Linked DNA regions of Homo sapiens: region 2 is linked to region 1. A link is a loop called in an ENCODE intact Hi-C map of the cell type or tissue named here. Cell type or tissue: IMR-90. All regions are shown on one strand. Each heading gives the region's core, and the rest is flanking DNA. Links, peaks and the distances in the headings are about the cores only. Region 1 overlaps LRP1B (LDL receptor related protein 1B). Region 2 overlaps LRP1B (LDL receptor related protein 1B).

The links. Hi-C counts contacts between places; a loop is a spot of excess contacts. Peaks named below come from ENCODE experiments on the same cell type or tissue, not always from the same donor. Only the 100,000 strongest peaks of a DNase experiment are listed, where the experiment ranks them.
Region 2: it touches region 1 in a loop (3-fold over the local background); 1 of 110 quality-filtered maps calls a loop at or near these places.

Annotation. Positions count from the first base shown.
Region 1 is chr2:141,329,032-141,334,423 of GRCh38, forward strand. All of the region lies in intron 3 of LRP1B (LDL receptor related protein 1B), which reads right to left. Among named protein-coding and RNA genes, the nearest start is that of MIR7157, 750 kb to the left of the region's middle. In IMR-90, for the core only: no CTCF peak of the experiment used is centred there; DNase peaks (open chromatin) are centred at 1,120 and 2,270; H3K27ac peaks cover 704 bases.
Region 2 is chr2:140,877,968-140,883,359 of GRCh38, forward strand. The region is part of intron 25 of LRP1B (LDL receptor related protein 1B); the gene reads right to left. Among named protein-coding and RNA genes, the nearest start is that of MIR7157, 290 kb to the left of the region's middle. In IMR-90, for the core only: no CTCF peak of the experiment used is centred there; a DNase peak (open chromatin) is centred at 2,804; H3K27ac peaks cover 2,697 bases.

The sequences.
Region 1 (5,392 bases), core at 208-5,207:
TGCAATGACCATATCATAAAAATATAAAACTTTAGTTTTGGTGGTTTTGTAATAGTTTTAAAATGTTTGAGGCTGACCAGGCACAGTGGCTTATGCCTGTAATCACAACACTTTGGGAGGCCGAGGTGGGTGGATCACCTGAGGTCAGGAGTTCGAGACCAGCCTGGCCAACATGGTGAAACCCTGTCTCCACTAAAATTACAAAAATTAGCTGGGTATGGTGGCAGGCTCCTGTAATCTCAGCTACTGGAGAGGCTGAGGCAGAAGAATCACTGAAAACCGGGAAGAGGAGGTCAAAGTGAGCTGAGATTGCACCATTGTAATCCAGCCTGGGGGACAAGAGCAAAACTCCGTCAAAAAAAAAAAAAAAAGGGAGGCCGAGGCTGGTGGATCCCGAGGTCAGGAGATCGAGACCATCCTGGCCAACACAGTGAAACCCTGTCTCTACTAAAAATACGAAAAATTAGCCGGGTGTGGTGGCGGGCACCTGTAGTCCCAGCTACTCAGGAGGCTGAGGCAGGAGAATGGCGTGAACCTGGGAGGCGGAGCTTGCAGTGAGCCAAGATTGCGCCACTGCGCTCCAGCCTGGGTGACAGAGCGAGACTCTGTCTCAAAAAAAAAAAAAAAAAAAAAACTATCTCTCTCTCTATCTATCTGTTCGAGGCTTAGGGTAAGGATACCAGAAGTCTGACTTCCAGATAAGTGAGGTATCATGAATCGGGATGGAGAAGGAACAAATATCATCTGGATATATGGTTATTCTGAGAGTTCTTGCTTGTTTAAAGTATTTTATTAGAAAAGACAAGATCATGCTGAATCAACTAATATACTGACAAAATATGCTGAATAGAGAAACAGGAGGTTCTCTCTGAATTTGTGTCTACCTACTCTACGCTCAACGCATTTGATTCCTCTCATGGTATTGCACCTGGATTCTATTAATATTTTTCTACAAACTGACTATTATAGATAAAAAAAAAAAGCTTAGCTAAGTGAGGTTATTCTCTATTTTGAATAGTGAGCAAAATGACTAATCATCAACTCTTAAACTCAGGGTTGTGGGCATTATTATGTTACTAAAACATCCATAAATATTTGAAGATTAAACAATGTTTGTTCCAGAATTGCACAAATTTGAACTTAGTACTATAAATAACCAGCATACCTTCACACTGATGTAATCAAATCAAATATGTCAACAGAACTATATGTCCCAATTACATTTTTAAAAATATAAAACTGGACTAATGGGGTTTATACAATTTTCAGTAAGTCATCTTAGAACAAAACAAAACAAATCTGACAATCGATCTCACATGTTAACAACTCATTAACCAGAATGAGGTCATCATAGTATTCTATATGTGTTTCACATGAAAAACTGATACTTTTTATTGAATATAATTTGAAACATTAAAGGAATTCAACATCAACTTTTAGAATAGACATATTGCGTGTTAAAATTTCAAAACTCTGTAATTGATTTATTAGTACACAATAAAACCAGAACAATATCTTGTTCTTTTCCTAACTCCAGATAACATATTTTTGAAAGCTCCTCAAGTCTCCACTCAACTTGTTTGCAAAGCAATGTAATTGTAAGATTCAGTTTTATCAACAAGGATCTGACAATATTAGCCGGTTTCCTGGCAAGGCCAAGAAGGTCTGTAGACCACTTAAAGATAATCAGGGATTCTACTTTTTTGGCTAACAAACTTTTTTTTTTTTTTTTTTTTTTTGAGACAGAGTCTCGCTCCGTCGCCCAGGCTGGAGTGCAGTGGTGCCATCTCGGCTCACTGCAAGCTCCGCCTCCCAGGCTTAGGCCATTCTCCTGCCTCAGTCTCCCAAGTAGCTGGGACTACAGCTGCCGCCCACCACGCCGGGCTAATTTTTTTGGTTGTTATTTTTAGTAGAGACGGAGTTTCACCGTGTTAGCCAAGATGGTCTCGATCTCCTGACCTCGTGATCCGTCCGCCTCGGCCTCCCAAAGTGCTGGGATTACAGGCGTGACAAACCCTATAGTAAGTTCAGGGTTCTACCTAACTATATTCGTGGGTAGCTAAAAGCCAACTTTGCTTTGGCATTGGTGTGAGAGGTGCATTGATGGCTGGTTTAACGTGTAGCCTCTTACCTTCTCTCCTGCCTATCCCTGATCCTTACCTACTGTCAGTCAAGTAGTCAAGTAGTTTCTAAGCAGCAGTATGATGGTAACTGCTAATCTGACTCATCACACTTCCTTAGATCAGGCTGGTAAGGAGACAATGAGCTCAAATGAATTTTAAAAAAGTATTAGTCATAGCACAGGAGACAGCATGAGCTTCTTGCTCAATTCAATTCTCCTTTCCCCTCAAGTCCCATTGGGTTGATATGGAGATGGGAATTGGCAGATGTACATACAGTGTGTCTGTCACAGCTGAGGAGCCATGAGCTCAGGAAACTCTTAATCTTTGTTTCTTTTCTTTCTTTCTTTCCTTCTTTCTTTCTTTCTTTCTCTTTCTTTCTTTCTTTCTTTCTTTCTTTCTTATTTGGGAGGGAGGGGGAATTTCTAATCTTATAAAGAGACTGCAAAAAAATTAAAATTTAAAATTTAAAAAACACTGATCATTCTCCCTTCTGGAGAGAAATATTGTCTTAATAGGAATGTAAACAAATCTTCTCCAGGGAGGATAGGGAGCATTCTTTGTACTGTACTGTAATGTCTTTGGAAAGGGAGATATTAGCCTTTAATATTGAAGAATATAAATAAATCTGAGCAAATTGTCTGTTAAGATTGAGATATGAAGAAATGTGCAAAGTTTATGGAGAATTGTCTCCAAACATCTGTCCCCTTCCCAGACTAATTACCCTTGTTCTACCCCACATCTGCTACTTGTAGCTTCCTAGAATTATTTCATATTGTGATTTCACTTCATCTAGCAAACTTTTATTTATATTTTAAAAATTATCTTAGAGGTCATCCTACTCTGTGAACTCTTCCTAGACAAGCTACTCAGATCTACTTGTTCCACTTCTATATGCTTTTAGCATTTTGCCTATATGCTGATCTTGGCAACTATGGAGCTATTCTGTAATTGTTGATTTTTTTTTTTGTCTTCTCCACTACACTGCAGACTCCTTAAGGACAAATATAACTTCACAGATGCAACTATGTCTACCTATTTCCTAACACAAATCCTGATGACTTGTTACATTAATTAATTTACTTTTCTGAATCTGAGTTTATCTTCTGCAAAATGAGCCTATAACCACCTAGCCTATCATGAAACGTATTTTGTAAAATTTGAATGCAGTCTCATCTTGGAATCTCACTTCTCTTCTCTTGGCTGTATTGGTAATGCTTACTCAATGACCAATTTGCTATGGACATTTTCACCAGTATGTCTCACTGACAGGGATTGCTTCTCCCATATCTAACTGAAAAAAAAAAAAAGCATGAATTTTATATGCATCATCTAAGGCCCCTGACTTTTTTAAAAAATAAAGCATTGTATAAAGTTCATTACCTAGTAGTTTTCAGCTAATATCTGTGTTCTGAAAATGATCAGGAGAATGTTCTCACTGTTCTGGGTTCTGTCTGTTCACAGCATTCTTTTTTTTCTTGAAAATGGATGGGTCAAAGTCATTGCTACTTCTGATGAGTATTTCTTAATCAGGTCACGGTGGCCTTTTTGTTTTTGTTTTGCCTTATTTTTTTATATATATATATATAAAGGAAACTGTTACAGTTACTGCATGTTCCCCTTGAAAGTCTTTTTGTATTCCATATCTGTCTTTTAAAAATGCAAAAAAAAAAAGATTATGTTTCAGGGTACTATAATCACCAAGTCACAGTAAAGTCAGAGATTTACTTCAGATTTTCTCTTTCCATTGCATTCTTTTTGATTCATTAGAAGGCAAATCACCTTGATTTTCATATTGCTTAGCAGCATAATTTGTTTTTCAGCTCTTGGAGTATCTGTGTTTTCCCATAATCTTCACTTTTTTAAAATCTTTTTTTAACATTTTCAAAGTCAACAAAAGCCCACAAATATAACATTTTATTTCTATTTCAGGTTTGTAATGGTATACCCATGAAGACTAATTTTTTACAGTATAAGCATTCATCCTTGAAAACATAACATTCCCAAACACACAAATGACTTTAAGAGCAGCATTTTTCTACAACTGACATTCAGCTTGAGAATCATGGTAGTTACTCAATAGGGGATAAACGCCATGGCACTAAGATAGAAATATTTTATCCTTCTAACTTTGTGGATTAGGATATTTCTAATTTAATGGTAGAATCATTTACCTCATCTAGGCAATCGGAGATTATGATCCCATGATTTACCATATTTCAGCTCCCTTTTTTCTTTTATTAATTGAAAGAACATGGACGCTACTATTGGTAGCCAATAGATGCATCTTTCACTATGTCTTCTTATCATAGTTTTCAAATATTCACAACACAAAATTATTATTAAATAAATAAAAATCATACTGTCCAAGTCCTGATAACAGTAAAAATGGTAGCTCATAATAGTATACTATTTTGTAGTTTACAAATTATGTTTGCTCTTTCAATTTAGGATTCACAGCAGCTATGTAGGTGGGTATCACCACCTCCATCTGAAAATTTTAAAGTGAAACTAAAATAGTTAGATAAATATTTAAAGTCATACAACTATAATTTACTAGGACCAACTTATAAATCCAGATCTTCTGAGTCCAACTGTAGCATTTATTTTATCAACTGCTTTCCTGTGGAGGTTTTGTCTTGTGTTTTATTTTTTGTCATCTAAGAGAATTTTTTATGTATATTCTTTCACATTTTTGCAGAAGTGTCTCAGAGTGTGCATATGTGTATGATATGAGTGTATCAGTGTGTGAATATGTATGCAGGGGATTAAAATGATGACATTCCTGATCTCCTTTTTAAAACCATGGCCTCCATCAGAAATTTATTTTATGTTTTCTTTTTTTCCAAAACTAGGGTCTTAAAGAGGATTTATTATGAAAAGAAAAGTTTGCTGCTAAAATAAAAATTTTAAAGCTCTAATCTAAAAACAATATATTTCTGTCTATCTGTAGCTTCTCTTTTGACATCCCACAGAATGAATGAACATACATGATTACTGAATGATATGGTTTGGCTCTGTGTCCCTAGCCAAATCTCCTGTCCAACTGTAATCCTCAGTGTTGGACGTGGGGCCTGTTGGGAAGTGACTGGATCATGTGGGCAGTTTCTAATGGTTTAAAACCATCCCACCGGGTGCTTTTCTGAAGATATTGAGTTCCCACAAGATACGGTTGTATACACCTGTGTGGCACCTTCCCCACTTCCTCCTGCTCTAGCAATGTAAAGACGTCCACTCCTGCTTTGACTTCTGCCATGAGCTAAAGCTCCCTG
Region 2 (5,392 bases), core at 193-5,192, 450 kb before region 1:
ATATGGCTTTAATTTTAGTTTCAAGGCTTTCACAGCTATGGTTGTGGAAGCATATTCAGAAAAACAATATCCAAATTGTTTATTGTTCGATAATGAAATATGTGAATAAGACCATTGGGAAAGGATAAAAATGAACATTCATATACCAGAGGACAATGTACTGATAATTGTTTAAGCTAGATAATGGGTACAAGAGAGTTTATTACACAATCCCTACTAGTTTGTGTACTTTAATATTTCTGTAATAAAAGTTCAAAAGTGTAAACAACTCAAATAAATAGGTACAAATTTTTAAAAATGTACCAGAGGACATTTATAAAATTTCAATATTGGGGCCTATTTTCCCAAAAAATTTATGTTTAAAGATAAGATTGTTTTGTATAAAAATATTAATTATCTGAAAATATTAGCACGAAATTATTTATAAACAAAATTAATCACAAAATAATACAATATGTTGCCAGTTAAATAGAAAATGGAACAAAGGTTAATATAAAGCTGATAGGCTATTTAAATAGTAAAATGCCTTTCTTAAAAATAATGAATATGAAATAAATTAAATCTCACTTCAATTTAATTTTGAGTGCACAGATCTTTCATAGACAACAGGTTGTTATTTGTCAGTTGCTTTTAAACTTAGCATTAAAAACAAAAATATTTAAATAGAAAGAACACGAAGATAGCATCAATCTAATTTGTAGTGTTATCTCCACAAACAAGGGCCAGTAGAGAGATTTGCAAGCTTAAAAAAATAAGAGGCCAGGTGTGGTGGCTCATGCTTGTAATCCTAGCATTTTGGGAGGTTGAGGCAGATGGATCATGCGAGGTCAGGAGTTTGAGACCAGCCTGGCCAACATGGTGAAACCCTGTCTCTACTAAAAATAGAAACATTGGCTGGGCGTGGTGGCACGCATCTGTAATCCCAACTACAGAATTGCTTGAACCCGGGAGGCAGAGTTTGCAGTGAGCTGAGATCATGCCACTGTACTGCAGCCTGGGTGACAGAGCAAAACTCTGTTTCCAAAAAAAAAAAAAAAAGAAAAAGAAAAGAAAAAATAATCCCTGAAAACAAACTATGAATTTGGAAGTTATAGGCAGTCTCTGAGTATTTGTGGATAAGCCACCAATAGATGTAGATAAGGCTGTACTTCCCACTCTGCAATGATAACACAAAGACTTCTGATGCATCATCTTTTGCCTGTATAACAATTGGGAAATTGGTGTCTACCTTGTAACTTTCTATCCAGTTATACTTTGAATAGTTGTGGAGAGTCCAACTATCCATCAGTGACACTGTAATTCTGTATTCTCTATATTTATATTTACCAGAAATAGGCACTGTGAACTCTGAAACGTTTTTCTAGTGGGGGAAAAATATGGCTTGGGACACTTTGATTCACTAAAATAAGTGATCCCTTCATTTCTTCATTAAACCTAGCAGTGTTAGTATACTTCTATGGTGATCACTATGAGACTAAAATTTTGTCGATTTAAGTGAGAAATTCCAACACTTTTTATAAATAACATGTTATAGAATTAGTCACCCTAGAAGTGTTCTTAACCTTGCCATAACATAGTTCAAAACAATCTTAAGAGCTGATTTCAATGATCATCGTTTCATAACATTCTAGGTACTCCTTCATATACTTGATAATGTGCTATTTTAACAGAATCATTTTTTTCCTATTACTTTCTCTTTAGATGGTTAAAATGCATTAGCATTTCAATAATTGCATTATATCCTCAAGTATACAAAGACTTAATATGTCTCCTTATAGGATGTATGGAAATGTTCAGTCACAATAACTTTTAAAAAAAGAAACTACAGTCTACAGATGCTGCAGTTCCTCCATTCATGGATTAGTAAGTGTCTGGATTAAACTGGGTCAAAAGACATGAACAACTTGTAGCATTATAGGCATAAAAAGGCTGTTATCACCTATCAGATCAAGCAGCAGAAGGTAAAAATAAATGATCCTGGTTAAAAAAAAAAAAAAGAGGTTACTTATCTGTAATATTCAGTTCTAAAACCAACAAAACCTTTATTAGTTCCATTTAAGAATATTCCTAGATAGGATTAAAATATTATTTAGATGTCTCACTAATCTTCACAATTACTACTTCTACTTTCACCAACGAAATTTTTATGGCAGTTAAAAATTTAGTTTAACTAAATTCAGTTTTAGTTAAAAGCTGAATTTTTAGTTCAGTTATTATGACAAAGGAAAACTAAATACTAGCTTTAGCAATAGATCAGGAAGATGCCATGCAGTAGCGTAAAAATAAAGGCAATGAAAGTTCAAGAACTGAAGTGAGTACCTTGTAGATTCTGCACACCCTGGTGCTTGTTACTCTCTAATAATAAGCTTAATGTTTAAAACGGGATTCATGGTCTCTTTCAGGTCACCTTAGCAATAAGTGTATTACCTTAAAATGGAATGAAAGAAAAATAGCTCCTCCCTAAGACTCTCAATTTACCATCTTGGAATAGTTTGTCACCTGGGAGATCAGGTCAAAATCCAGAAGACTGAAGGAATATGGCATGATGACAGATATGTTTTATAACCCAAAGTGAATGTTGGTGGATTTTATGCTGGGGAAGCAAAGTCGTCAATTAAAAACACTTCACATTGGCATCTGTAAAAAAAAAGGTCACAAAGACCTTGATTGCTGTAGAAACCTCACATGAAGTAAATGTGTTTTGTGAGGCTAGTGTTAGGGCCTGTTTGTTTTCTCAGCTGTGTTAAGGGAGAAAAGTGGCTAGTTGCAAACCTTTCTTTTCATTTGTTATTGTAAACAAAGTTCATAGTTTTCCCATTAGCTGTCTGTCCTTTACTGTATACTTCCCATTTTAAATATATCCTTGAGTTCCTGTAAGTTACATATAAACAAATTCCATTTCTATGCATGCATTCATTTGTTTAACATTTACTTAGCACAAGTATATATTCAAAGAGGCTTAGAAGGATTTTACAGACTGAAAACAACTTCCCTTGCCACCAAAAAGCTTAAGATTTAGTAGAAAATATAACAGTATTTATATAAATCATATTTCTCAATAATTAGTGAATTTTATCTAAAATTAAAAATTTCAAAAGAAGTTTAAATTACTTTGAAGCTCATATCAATGCTGATTCTCAGCTTCCTTATATATTTTATTAATAGTTTGAGAAATTGGGGAAAATCTTATGTTTATATTGTACATAGCACTAAGATAGTAAGCTGAGTTTAAATAAAATTATATTTCAATGTTGCTTTTCTTGTGCTTGGCTTGGCTTTGCTGTAAGTGTGTGTGTGTGTGTGTGTGTGCGTGTGTGTCTGCTTATTGTTGCTATGTTTTAAGCCTACCTTGTGAAAGGTCCAATATATTAAACTAACCTCAGAACTGTTTATCAAAATAGCCAATAAACTTGAAAATATTTTAATATTCACATTACATTATTAAATCTAAAAATGTATATTTTAAAATGTGCTTTATGATGTTTATATAAACTTTATATCTTAATCATATTAACCTCTATAAAATAACTTTTAACAATAAAAGCCTATCAAATCATGACACAAAAATCTGTCAACCTTCCAGTTAACACTTAGAGTTTAATGAATTAGTAGTTATCCAAACTCTAGTCATTTATTCTAGAAATGATTGTATAAGCATTATTTTGTTACCCTATTTTAAAAAAAAGTATTATTTTATTATCAATGTAATTATCTTAATTAGCCTCACTGTTTCATAGCAGCAATTAGTGATGGAAGGTATCAACTCCCCCAGAAGCATTTTTGACTTTCCCCTACTTTCAGGCTAGCTTTCTGTATTAACTTTCAACTCTTCGAGGATATTTCACACTGAAATCATATTTGGTATTTTCACTTAAATAGTACTTGTAGATTGTATGTCCTTTGTGTTTTTGTTTTCTTTCTTTACTCTCAGGTTGGATATTTACAAAACTGAGATAAATAAGTTGATCCTAGCATTGTCAATACAATATCAGTGGAAAAGGAAGCATCAACTGCAAAATCTATCTTGTTTGGAGAGACCATTTTTAAACTTTCATACACCTGGTTTTTTGTTTGTTTTCTGTGTCATTTATAATTTTGGAATTATTCATGTTTTTCTTCTCATGTTGGTATACATGCTAGGACTACAATCTTTTCCAAAATATTACTTTTCTTTTATTCAGAAAGTTTCCCTTGCTGACACAACTTAGGTCTGATAGGTAAAACCCTTACATCAGTAGTTGTTGGTACTGGAGATAAGGCCCTAGCTGATAATGAGCTAGCAACTTTGTGGGAAGTGTAGGGTCAGTATCAGCAATCTACTTGTACCTCAGGAATAAAATATTGAAAAATAAAGGTAAGTCTTATTAAACATAGCAGGCTTTTTCATGATCAATTGTTATTACAGGAAGTAATGGGTGAAATAGGTAAAACGTAGACTACATAAACTAGAGAATATACTTCCAGGCTAAGAGAAACAGCTACTACTCAGCTAGTTGTTACCAAATCTCCCTATTTTACAAAAGAAGGCAGAAATCCAGGGTCTTATGTAAAATCTCTCAATATTTTAAATTTTGACAACTAATTCAAGTAAATTTAAAACACTGTGGAAAATAAAGCAAACACATAAATGAGGGTGGCCAATTTGGAATCCTTGCTCTAGATAAATGGTTTCTGCCCCTTTCATTTCTGAGTCAAAATTGAGGAAAAGAGACACAAACATACTTCCCAATCTATTGACTTCTGAGTCTTAGGCATAGACAAGAGTAAAAGTCAGAAGGTGTGGCCAGGAGGCCGACTTAGACATCGCCTGGCTTTTCTCTCTTATCTCGTTGAACTCCCTTTTGGCTCACTCCCTGCTCATTGGAGCTCCTCTCTCATTGAAGCACTCATTGGTGCTCCCTGGACTTGATATTACCTAAAGGTACAAACCTCCTAAAGAATTCCTTTCTGCTAGCCTTTAGGCTTGACAATGACCTTTGATTTACAAAACAATTACAAAGGTCAAAATCAACAGGAATAACAAAGCATTCTCACCTATCAGTTGCATATTATCTCCCATGTATATCATCTCCTTAAAAACAACTGAAGGAGGAAGATGTTATTATCCCCAATTCATAGAATAGAAACCTGAAATCTAAGGGAAAAAGATACACTTGATACACCCAGAGTATAAGTGACTGGGCAGGAACGGGAACCCATATGTTCTGGCTGGAAATCCAGTGCCTCTCTTCTGCTCCTTCACAACGGAACACAAAAGGGAAGAGGGCAGTAACCTGAGTTACTCAACATTGAACCTTGTTTTCCAGAATCATATGCTTTGTCTTTCAAACCTCCTAACAGTCAATATCTCACCACTGGACTCCTTCAAGCTTATTTAAATTTTCTTTTAAAC